Linked DNA regions of Homo sapiens: regions 1, 3 and 4 are each linked to region 2. The links are chromatin contacts, found by Hi-C or POLR2A ChIA-PET in ENCODE. All regions are on one chromosome and are shown on one strand. The core of a region is the stretch at or near the end of the contact, and the rest is flanking DNA. Distances in the headings are between cores, read along the strand shown. Region 1 holds the start of PSMB8-AS1 (PSMB8 antisense RNA 1). Region 2 holds the start of PPP1R10 (protein phosphatase 1 regulatory subunit 10). Region 3 holds the start of PHF1 (PHD finger protein 1). Region 4 holds the start of RPS18 (ribosomal protein S18).

Evidence for each region. Hi-C counts contacts between places; a loop is a spot of excess contacts on that map. ChIA-PET counts read pairs that join two places held with the same protein, here RNA polymerase II (POLR2A). Pooled maps may share reads with other maps.
Region 1: a loop to region 2 is called in a map of naive thymus-derived CD4-positive, alpha-beta T cell, with 9 times the contacts of the local background. The contact joins the promoter of PSMB8-AS1 here to the promoter of PPP1R10 in region 2. A Hi-C loop is called at or near these places in 1 of 168 maps with a recorded cell type or tissue (naive thymus-derived CD4-positive, alpha-beta T cell), 1 of 37 single-sample maps with no recorded cell type and 11 of 50 pooled maps. POLR2A ChIA-PET finds 5 or more read pairs at or near these places in 3 of 52 experiments (CD4-positive, alpha-beta T cell, CD8-positive, alpha-beta T cell and naive thymus-derived CD8-positive, alpha-beta T cell).
Region 3: a loop to region 2 is called in a map of B cell, with 18 times the contacts of the local background. The contact joins the promoter of PHF1 here to the promoter of PPP1R10 in region 2. A Hi-C loop is called at or near these places in 1 of 168 maps with a recorded cell type or tissue (B cell), 1 of 37 single-sample maps with no recorded cell type and 9 of 50 pooled maps. POLR2A ChIA-PET finds 5 or more read pairs at or near these places in 4 of 52 experiments (AG04450, HEK293, K562 and 1 more).
Region 4: a pooled map shows a loop between it and region 2 (9-fold over the local background). The contact joins the promoter of RPS18 here to the promoter of PPP1R10 in region 2. A Hi-C loop is called at or near these places in 7 of 50 pooled maps. POLR2A ChIA-PET finds 5 or more read pairs at or near these places in 2 of 52 experiments (A673 and activated B cell).

Annotation. Positions count from the first base shown.
Region 1 is chr6:32,842,836-32,845,535 of GRCh38, forward strand. PSMB8-AS1 (PSMB8 antisense RNA 1) reads left to right here and starts at 1,251. Exons shown (of 2, transcript NR_037176.1): 1 at 1,251-1,439; 2 at 2,583-2,700. PSMB8 (proteasome 20S subunit beta 8) reads right to left here and starts at 1,212. Exons shown (of 6, transcript NM_148919.4): 1 at 1,015-1,212; 2 at 107-254. The coding sequence starts at 1,161. It overlaps TAP1 (transporter 1, ATP binding cassette subfamily B member), which reads right to left. Exons shown (of 11, transcript NM_000593.6): 11 at 2,374-2,700.
Region 2 is chr6:30,615,903-30,618,602 of GRCh38, forward strand. PPP1R10 (protein phosphatase 1 regulatory subunit 10) reads right to left here and starts at 1,341. Exons shown (of 20, transcript NM_002714.4): 1 at 1,322-1,341; 2 at 576-1,096. It overlaps MRPS18B (mitochondrial ribosomal protein S18B), which reads left to right and starts at 1,938. Exons shown (of 7, transcript NM_014046.4): 1 at 1,938-2,041. The coding sequence starts at 1,964. RefSeq lists an enhancer at 1,599-2,167.
Region 3 is chr6:33,409,650-33,412,349 of GRCh38, forward strand. It overlaps PHF1 (PHD finger protein 1), which reads left to right and starts at 1,365. Exons shown (of 15, transcript NM_024165.3): 1 at 1,365-1,566; 2 at 2,599-2,700. The coding sequence starts at 2,615. KIFC1 (kinesin family member C1) reads left to right here. Exons shown (of 11, transcript NM_002263.4): 11 at 1-247. The coding sequence ends at 41.
Region 4 is chr6:33,270,796-33,273,495 of GRCh38, forward strand. RPS18 (ribosomal protein S18) reads left to right here and starts at 1,280. Exons shown (of 6, transcript NM_022551.3): 1 at 1,280-1,327; 2 at 1,833-1,931. The coding sequence starts at 1,325. VPS52 (VPS52 subunit of GARP complex) reads right to left here and starts at 1,081. Exons shown (of 20, transcript NM_022553.6): 1 at 791-1,081. The coding sequence starts at 880.

The DNA.
Region 1 (2,700 bases), core at 1-2,500, 2.2 Mb after region 2:
GTGTGTCCTAAATCAATATCCACTTCCACTTTGTTGCAGAGTTGGCCTCCTGTGGAAAGGAGAGCCCAGCTCCCCAGATTCTGCCTGCTGGAGCGTATACACTCACTAATGTAGGACCCAGCTGAGGCCCGAGAATCCACTGCTGCAATCACTCCATGCTGGAACTTGAAGGCGAGCGTGGTGGTGCCATGGGCCATCTCAATCTGAACGTTCCTTTCTCCGTCCCCACCCAGGGACTGGAAGAATTCTGTGGGCTGATAAGAGAAAAGAGGTTGAGAAAGGCAATGAAAAATTCTGTAGTAAGAGGCTCCAGGAAAAGGTTTTAGGGAGTATGAGGGTGAGGAGATATGCAGAAATGATCTAACCATCAATAAATGAAACAGTTAATAACCAATCTCTAGAAGGAAATGGCTTGGGAGAAGGAAAAGAAGAGGCATGCCAGTATCAACCTTTTCCATTTTCCAGCACAACAGAAATGAAAGCAAGCACATGTTACCATTACTAAAAAATTTTGAGAGTGACTTAAAGGGTTTCTTCCATGCATAAAGCATTCAACCCTCACAAAACACGTTTAGTAACAGTATCCTCACTTTACAGAAGAGGGGCTTGGGACCTAGACTAAGTGACTTGTTCTAAGTCGCGCAACAGTGAGTTGCTGAGAGGAGGCCAGCAGGCAAATTTCATAGGTTTCCCAAGACACCACACACCTCCTATATCATGTGATAACCCCATGAAAAAGGCTCCACCATTTGTGTGTGGACAAGGGCAGGAAAGTTCTCTTGTCTTCCTTTGGGAGCCCCCACCTCACCTGTAACTCTTTGTCCTAACTTGCACTTCCTCCTCTCAGGCCCCATCCCCATGTGGCCTCTTCTTTGGGTCTGGCGCTCTCCGGGACTGAAGGCTACCCCCGACCCTGTACCCCGCGCTCCCGCTCTCGCCTCCTCCTCTCAGGCGACCCTCCACTCCTCAGCGCCCGCCTCCCTGCATCCCTAGGGGCTTCCCTACTGCCCCGACCTGCATTCCCCGGGGTAAAGCGAGCTCTGGAGATCGCATAGAGAAACTGTAGTGTCCTGGGTCCGAGCGACGCCCGCTTCCCGCAACCGGGAGAGCCGATTCCGGCCGCTGCCCTCGGGGGGCTCCGCATACATCTAGTAGCGCCATGACCGCCCAGCACCCAGAGATCTGTCCGCTCTCGGAGGAGGAAGTGAAAGCGAAAGCCACAGATCGAAGGGGAGGGAACAAGACTCTTTTCCACATCCCCCTGCCTTTTCCGAGAAAAGGACAGTTAGTGCCTGGACCAGGACCATCACACTGGGGACCGGCTTCTCTGCTCTCCCGTTATGGGGGTCGGGGGAATGATGGGTCAAGGGTCTTCCGAAGAAAGCGAGAAAGGAACAGGCGCCTTCAAAAGCCCACTTGGCGATGGGTTACAGTAAGAGGTACCTCCAGGCCCGGGCATCCGCTGGAAACAGGGGTGGGTAGGGTCGTGTCATCTAAAGGCGCAGCTTCAACCAGAAGACTAGAAGTCAGCCAGGAGCTGGGAGTAGTGTCACGCGGGGTGGGGGTTCCTATGAGCATCACTTTACAAAACCAGGAGGGACGGAAGTGCGAGGGGGCAGAGTCTTGGAAACAGGTCCTGGGCCAACTGCAACAGAATATACCCGCCGCGTGTAGGGGAAGGCGGCGCCAGGGAGAGGGCGCAGTCTCTGAATCTTTCCACGGGGTCCATCCTAGGGCCCCTCCAGGTTCAACGGTCTCCTAACCTGTAGTCACCCACAAGAGCGTGCCCTTTCTGCCCGCCCTTCCTAGCGTTGCTCCCTGCTTGGCTGAGCACTGCGGAGTTTCACGCCTCTAAACCCCGCCTCTTCTTGCAACCTGTGTTGGCCTCATCTACCCAGCAACTGTCGACGTCACACGACCTGGGCCTCCCTGAATGGGAGATATTTACTAGGCAATCCCGCCTACTGTTCTGAGGTTTCCCCTCCAGGTGCAGCTTCAGAGCCAGGCGAGCCAGGAAGGACCAGCGGGCGAGGTGGTGAGTTGTGAGGCGCGCCCAGTCCCTCTGTTCCCGCCTGGCACTTGCTCTGGCCGCGCCCGCCCCATCTGCCACTTCGGAGAGGCCACGGCTCTGAGCTGCGGCCGCTAGTGCCCTGATGGGCCCTGTGGCTGGGGTCTTGCACATTCTTGGGGGTGGGCCTAAGGGGATAGGGGAAGTGGAAGGGGCCTCATAGGAATTAAAAAGCTTAAGGGAAAAGGTGATGCAGTTAGGGGGTAAAACATTGAGGATGATAAAAGAGGAGACATCCGCAGCTGAAAAGTGCGCTGCAAAAGGCAGTGGGCCGTTTGGTGTGCCGGAAACATAAGAAACCACAGTACAAAACACCAATTTTATTATAAATATCAAGAACCTACAGGGTGTTTATGGGCCAGCATATGCCTTCAGTTATGTTGAAAATAGCTGATCATCTTTCCGTACATTCTGAACATTTCTCAGTTTCAGAGTGCTGGCCACACCAAAGCATCAGCCCTGGCTCTAAACTCCGTTACAGTAAGGAATTACAAATCCTGTGTTTGTACTCCAGGAAGTCTGCATTATCACGAGGAGCTTGGAAAGGAGGTAACACACTCAAGGCAAATTTCAAGTAACTCATCCTGGAGGCAGCTGCCTACTCTGCAGCTGTGGTTCTCCACCACAGAGAG
Region 2 (2,700 bases), core at 91-2,590:
TTACATTAAAATTGAGAGGATTTAACAGTCATTTAAAAAGTTATAGCGAGCTATTACTTCTCTCTGCCCATCTCCTTACCCTGCAATCTTTATGTACAGATTGCTTATTAATCTGGCAAATTGAAAGGCACCCTGCTTGTCTCACACACAAAGAAGTGGTACTTCTGGGCCACAAGATCCACCATCTCTTGTATGTGAGCTCATTAACCCTTTTGAAGACTGCTGCTAACCAGAGGAAGGTAACCATTCCTCCTTATATAAACACATATGGCTTTGGCAGTCTGGAAATTGGCTGGATTACCAAGGGTTAACCATCAAAATCCTCACTTGCTGGCCCTCCCTCCACCCTCTCTTTGCCTGCAGCAAGGCAGGGAAGAGATAGGTGGTAGGGGAGAGAGAACAAGACTGTTTAGACCCACAGGCCCTTTTTAATGGAGATTAAGTGACCAGATTGGTCCTTCTCCAGTTCTCTATTTGTTCTATGGTCTCATTTCTTCCTCTCATTATTTTTGGTTTCACAACGGGAAACGTTGATTTCTTGTTGCAAGGCTGGTTTTTGAAAATTCGACACTTACTATCCAATTTTTTTGCGACGTCAGCACCTCGGGCTCAGGGGGGAGGGGGTAAAATTTTGGAGGAAAAAAAATAAAACAACCAACCAGGACCCAAAACTCAATTATTTAGGGGGCCTCATTGGATCAAAAAGTCTTTTAAAAAATAAAGGCCAACTCAGTATTCATTTCCCCCCCACCCAACTCCATTTAGGGAGGGGGGTCGCAGAAAAAAGTTCTGAGTGGATTCAAAAAAGTAAACGCTGGATGAGTGAATTTGGGTGGTTTGGGAAGGGAGGGTGGTTGATTATTTTTGAAGTTATGTAGTGACGGTCCTTCGGCCACAGATTTCAAGTCCCAAGCAGCGTGGGCTGGTGGGGTGGGCAAGATAGGTGGGAAGGGGCAGAAGACACAAGTGGTTGGGCTGGTGGCTGCTGTTTTCCCTTTCCCCCCTCTCTCAGGATCCTTTCAAGGGCTTAGATGTTGCTGCGGCTTGTTTCTGTTTTCCTCGTGGCCGGCCTGTCTTTCTCCGAGAAAATTCAAACCTGGGATAAAAGGAACACAAGGGAGAAAGATGTAATCAGTACGGGTTGCTTCAAAACACTCACAAATGCCATCTTTGTTGTCCCCAAACAAACCTGTGTCCCATCCTGATCGCAACCGCTTTAAGCCGTGGCTCTCAAATGAACCCATCCATCCCTATCCCGCTTCCCAGATCCAACGCTCTCCGCAAAATTTTACCCACTAGACGACAAAGTAGGCAAACTTACCTCTAAACGAACCCCAGAATGGCGGCCGCCCGCTCGGGTGGAGTCTTTTATACCCGGACGCCGCCCAACGCGCCCAAACGTGCTAGTGAAACGCCCTTGTCGCGAGACATTATACGCGAGGCGTGAACTCATTGGTCAACCCAAATGACAACTCGCCAACTGATTGGCTACTCTCACTTCACCTTTGCTCCGCCCCTTTCCCTGGCACTCTCTTCCGCCTCCTTCCTGCCTCCCTGTCGCGTGCGCGTGACCAGGAGCCTAGCACCTCCCTTTCCTCTGCTTCCGCCACTTCCGCCCTGGAGAACATTTCTCACCCAGGATTGGTAGAAACCTAAGAGCGCATGCGCACTGAGAGGATACCGCTAAAAATCGCCTTCAAAATTGCTTAAAAGGCAAACTTTAACAATGCGATCTAAGAGTCGTAGTGACTGGCCAAAAAAAACCGCAATTTTGGGGTCTAATTCGATTGTGACGCAGTTGAAATTAGCTTCTCCCCCATGCCTTCCCTTTCACGCTTCCGTCCTGACGCAAACGTGGGGCCGCCTTCCGCACTGCGGGCTTGTCCTTGGCCCTGCCCTACTCAGTTTCCTGAAGCATGCGCAGTTGCCTTTCCGTCAATTCCTGTCCTGGGCGTACGTCAAGATGGCGGCGTCTGTATTAAACACCGTGCTGAGGCGGCTTCCTATGCTATCTCTCTTCCGAGGTTCTCACAGAGTTCAGGTAACTCTTCGAAAGACATTTTGCACAACCTCAAGTTGGTTATACCTTCTCGAGGTTGTCGCTCCACTGTCAGGAATCCACGAGTGGAGACCTTCCCACGTGTGTCTTAGCTGTCTAGGCAGTACTTCCTGCAACCCCCCCCCCACACCCCGCGCATTTTCTAATCCCGAGCCGAGGACTAAACGCCAGGGTTAGGTATCATCCTTTTTCCAAAATGCCATTTCAGTAAAATAACTTAAGTGATGGAATTGACCCCTGTCCACCCTCAGTCATGCATAACCAGCTTTTTAAAAATTATTTAACTAATTAAGGGGCCATGCTAATCTCTGTATCGTTGCAATTTTAGCATAACATATGTACTCCCCAAGCGAGCGCCACAACCAGCTGTTAACTATGCAAGTGGTGACTAAATCTGTGTTGCTCTGGAATGTCCTTGGGGAAATTAGGGATCCCAATTTCTACCAACCTTGCTATTTCTCAATAAGGTCAGGATATATTCTTACGACCTGAGGACAGTTTCTCAGCTCTCTTTATTAAATCAGTTTCTTATCGGAGTTATGAGAGCTTAACTCCGTCCTTTGAATTGAGGTTTCCCTCCAGTCTTGTGTACTCACCTCTCTGGAGGTTCTTGGTGGGGCACGGTGAGATAGGAAGGCTTG
Region 3 (2,700 bases), core at 115-2,614, 2.8 Mb after region 2:
ACCAGTGTGTTATTGGTACTGCTCAGGCCAACAGGAAGTGAAGACGGATCCAGATCTGTGTGTGTGTGTGTGTGTGTGTGTGTGTGTGTGTGTGTGTGTGTGTGTCCCTATGTCTATGTATCGGGTGAGGGGTGGGAGGGTTGCTGGAGGGTGCTTTATTGGGTGGAGGGCACCATGTCCCAGGGCTATCAAATAAAGAATAGTTTGGTTTTTTTTTTAAATAAAGGTTTTATTAGCATTTGCCCAAGAAGGCAGATACTTTCATATCTGTAAAAGTGGGAGCTGTGATCTGTACCCTCTGCCAAACGTTTACGTGGGAGGCGGGAGCGGGGGCTGAGGGCTTCGTCTTTTCTCCCCTCTGCTATCACCGGTTCTGGACCTTGGCCTGGATCATCTTCCCCTCTGCTAATACCCCCTACCCCGTCCGTCACATCAGGGAGGTGTGCCCTCTAGCTATCCACGCCCCCTCCTTGGTCACTAGTTATAGGTAACTTTCACCCTTCCGCCGGCCACCCCAGCCCCAGGGAAGAACGTTCCTTTGGTGGGTGTCGGCAAATGGGGACCGGACCCCAGAGTCCAGAGGCGGGGCTAGCGCGCGCTCCCAAACTGTTGGCTCTTTCCTCCCGTCCCGCCCTTTCCCTGCCTTTCCGTTCGAACGGCTGGGGCTCTGCCCGCTCGCTGCCCATTGGCTGGCTCTCGGTGGCGTCACCGCCTTGGGTCCTCGCGCCCTTCGTCTGCGCCAGCCCTGGAAGCACGGGGCGGGACGTCCACGGGAAGCGGCGCGCACGCCCGCCGACTCCCTCGCGCCAACCGCCGACGGCCGCCGCCCGGTGAAGGAGGGGCTCAGTCCTCCCAGGTGCCGCGCGCAGGAGGGGACACGCGTGCGCAAAAGGGCGGTGGGTGGGGCGCGACTCGTCACGGGGAGGGCGGGGCGCGCGAGGGAGGAGGGCGTGGTGGGGGCATCGAGAAGGGTGAATGGAGGGCGGGGCTGTGAACTGGGGCCGGGGGGCGGGACTTGGAGTGACCATGGGGGGTGGGGCAGCTAACGGATGTGGCATGGGGCGGGGGACCAGGCCGGAGGCGGGCTGCCGGGAGGGGGGATTCCCTCGTGCCCCAAGGGCGAATCTCAGGTCGGAGGAAGGGGCTGAGGGGATTCCCTCTCCCACCGGGTCCGACTCTTCGCTCCCCAAGCCGCGGAGGGCCAGCCTCTTCTTCGGCGCCCTCCAGGCCTGTTGGAGGTGAGGGAGGTGGGGTGAGGTGGTGCCCGCCCCCCCCTCCGGCTCCTCCTTTCCCCCAGTCCTCCCCTCCCACCACCCTCCCCCCCAACCGGTCCGTCCCTCCCCTCCCTCCCTCCCCCCCGCCGCCTCCTCCTCCTGCCGCTGCCGCTGCTTTGGCTGCTGCGTCATACGCCCCAGAGCCGCCGGGACGGAGGGGCTGGGCCTGGGGACCCCCCGGCCTCCGCCTGCACGCCCCCCCACGCCCGGACGTGCCCTCTCCGCGCGGGGGACTCGCCTAGGTCTCCTACGTCTGCCCCTGCCCGGCTCCCGGCGGCCCCAGCTGTCACCGGTAAGGAGGCGGCAGGAGGCGCTGGTGGGGGGCAGGGAGCCGGGGGTCGGCGCGGGGCGCGGGCGGGAGAGCCTCGCCGCCTTGGCCTCGGGTCCGGGCTGGGCCGACACAAGTCCCTTCTCGGACTTGCCGTCCTGGGGAGTAGAGACCGGGACTGGGACACGCCCCCCTCCCGGGGCACTCAGAGAAGTTGTCTAACCCGGGGGCAGGGAGCCCCGAATTTGAGGGTGACCTGACATAACCTGGCACCAGGATGATTGTTCTTAATGAGACGCGCAGGCCTGGGGAGACAGCCGTTTCTGCTCTGGAAAACATCTCCAGAAAAGGTCCCAAAACACGTCTCTGGGCAACAGGACACCCTAATTATGATACCTCTAAACTGAGTAGCCTTTGCTTCTACAACCATAATTTCTCCTAAAATTTCAAGGCCAGTATATAATATCCCAGGAGAGCTCTGGAAGCTGGGAAACTAGCAACTAGGTTTGGGGTCGGGGGGAGGGCTGTTAGTTACCGAGAGGAGAGCCAGTCACTAGAGTTGGAAGAGGACTCAAAAAGCTGGTGATGGGTGCCCAGTGGTTTCCTATCAAGGTGTCTCAGGGATTTGGAGATGGGGGCACAGATACTTCATTCTTGATGGCAAAATAGGCAAAGAAAATGGGGAGGCTGGCCGGGCCCGGTGGCTCACGCCTGTAATCCCAGCACTTTGGGAAGCTGAGGTGGGTGGATCATGAGGTCAGGAGTTCGAGACCAGTTTGGCCAACATGGCCAACACCTCATCTCTACTAAAAATACAAAAATTAGCCAGGCATGGTGGCATGCGCCTGTAATCCCACCTACTTGGGAGACTGAGGCAGGAGAATTGCCTGAACCCGGGAGGTGGAGGTTGCAGTGAGCCAAGATTGTGCCACTGCACTCTGGCCTGGGCGACAGAGCAAAACTCCATCTCAGGAAAAAAAAAAAAAAAAGAAAAAGAAAATGGGGAAGGTTTCTCAGCATTCATAACCTTCTCCTCCCCATTTCTTTTCTGGCTAGGCCCCCCCAGGATGCAATGGCGCAGCCCCCCCGGCTGAGCCGCTCTGGTGCCTCCTCACTTTGGGACCCAGCTTCTCCTGCTCCCACCTCTGGCCCCAGGCC
Region 4 (2,700 bases), core at 30-2,529, 2.7 Mb after region 2:
AAAAAATTAGCCGGGCGCGGTGGCGGGCGCCTGTAGTCCCAGCTACTTGGGAGGTTGAGGCAGGAGAATGGCGTGAACCCGGAAGGTGGAGCTTGCAGTGAGCCAAGATCGCGCCACTGCACTCCAGCCTGGGCGACAGAGCAAGACTCCGTCTCAAAAAAAAAAAAAAAAAAAAAAAAGTGCAGTGGAGATGACCGAATGAGGAAAGCTAGGAATTGCAGAGGATAGAGCAGAACTTGCACTTAAATTTAAGACCCTCAGACTCCTGCCATCTTGGGTGTTCTATCACACCTCTGGGGAACCCCAGGCTTTCTAGAAATGTCAAAACACATAGTGTTTACCTGCATGCCAGGTGCAATCTTACACATATTCATCTAATCCTAACGACGATGTATACAATAGGTTCTATCTTCCTCACCTTAAAGGTGTGAGAAATGATGGCACAGAGAAGCTGGTTAACTTGCCCAAGGGCACACAGCGTGTAAGTGGCAGAGATAGAACTCAGGCAGTCTGGCTTCAGAGGCCATGTTCTTAACCTTTACACTATACTACTTCGTGACTCTACCCCAAAATGTGGAGTGAAGTTGAAATTTTGTGCCCCAGAACATGAGTTTCAGCCACTAGGGTCCCGCTCAGGGTCGGGTCTGATCACAGGGAAGGGTACGGGGAGCCAAACAGGTAATATCACGGGTAGCAGCCAAGTTCCCACCCTTGTGCCTAAACCCAGCTCAGGTCTTTCTGAAGCTAGGAGCACCGGAACTACGGAGGAGAAACAGCTCCGCGCTCTCACCAGCGGGCCCTCTTCCTCCTCCATATCTGAGGTCCCAGCCCGCAACACCAGTTCCCGGGCCGCAGCCGCCATGGTCGCAGCGGCGGCCATTCCCCGCAGCCTCACTTCCGGCAACTGTCAGTCCCGGCGAGTCCGTTCCCCGGAGTGGAGCTACAAGTCCCAAAGGGTCTTCCTCAGCGCGAAATCGTTCCCAGATATTTGAGTTAAGTTGTTTGACTCCAGCTGTCCCCTTTCAGCTCTAACCACTTCACCCAACTGCAAATGGAAATATGGAAGTCTGAAACACAAACTAGCCCCGGAACCTTCGCTGTTCTCTTACCTATGAACCTTACGAACTGTAAAGAAAGGCGCACCGGAAGTTGTGGTACCCAAGCCATACTCTCATAAATCCAGCCAGGTCGCGCTGAAACAGTTTCCGGAAGCACTTCTCCTAGATCGCACCGCCTCTTCCTCCTGGAAGCTATATAATGATATCGCGTCACTTCCGCTCTCTCTTCCACAGGAGGCCTACACGCCGCCGCTTGTGCTGCAGCCATGGTAAGACTGGAATCCGTGCCGTGATCCAGCGGCATCGCAGCTCGGGCAAGGAAAGCCGGCTGTCAGGGTTCTGGAAACGTCCTGCCCTGAGGGCCTGCGACTTTCTGTATGGAGCCTTGGATCGCGTCCCTGGAAAGGGACACCAAAGATTTCCAATTCCGGAGAGCGGGCCCGAGGAAGGGTCACTGCTCGGGCGCACGAAAGCTGTCTAAGGCTTGGGCGTATATGGGGAACTCTGGCTTTTGCCACGCACTTTTGGGAATGGGCAGGAGACCTGCTTCCTCTCTCCAGAGGTTGCATTTTCCCAAGCTTGAACGCTTCATGTGCCTACTCTGCAGGACTGAGGAGTTTGCTCTGTGGTGTGAAAACCTAAGGAATGGGGGGCGGGTGTCTTGCCACTTGTGTGACAGGCTTAACCTTTTTGTATGAAGTTCGTTTGCCTTATCGGCCTTACTGTTTGATAGTTTACTGTGTCTGATTTCTTCCCCCGTACTTTTTCAACTAGTCTCTAGTGATCCCTGAAAAGTTCCAGCATATTTTGCGAGTACTCAACACCAACATCGATGGGCGGCGGAAAATAGCCTTTGCCATCACTGCCATTAAGGTAAGTGAAGTAGGGTAAGGAATAGGGAATGTAAATGAGAATTGGGTTGTGAAGACATAAGCAAAAATGAAGCAAGGCTGGGGAGACTTGAGTCTCATCCAGATCACCTTGACTGCTGGATTAAGAAAAGAAAGTGGTTTAGGGAGAGACTGACCCCTTTAGCATTTACCACAGAAAATAAGTGATTAAAGCCAAGATAGTGGTCTAAGGTCAAGCCAAAACATTTCACCTGGGGAAGTGGGGAGGAGGTATGGTTGCTCACCCGAATTCGCTAAGATTTTCCTGAACCACGAGCTTGTGAGATTTCTTCTAGATTCGGTTTCTTTACCCATCCCACCATCATAACAGCAACCCTTCCTGCGAAATTTATATTCCCTGAGAATTGGAGGATTATTGGGCATCTTGAGGGATAAGTAGAAATACCAACAGATAAAAAGTGTGAAGAAGCCTGTAGATGGAGGGTGGAAGAAGTCTGAGTGGGACATTTACTCAGATGAGCCATAATTGACACTCCTTTCCTGTCGAAGTGTGAAGGAGTACATCCATCTTTCTTTGGCTTTTAAGAATCGAATCAATGAATGCAAGAATATTATTTCACTTGAGTATTTCTCTCCACAAACCTAATGAATTCTTGGCTTTCTAGATACATAACGTTCTTTTTTTTTCCCTTAAGTCAGAATGTGTAGTTAGTTGTGGAAATAGCCTACCAGTATGTGTCCATGCGTGCAGGGCTAGGCCTGTCTTCTTGGCTTCTGTTGCATGGTAGGTA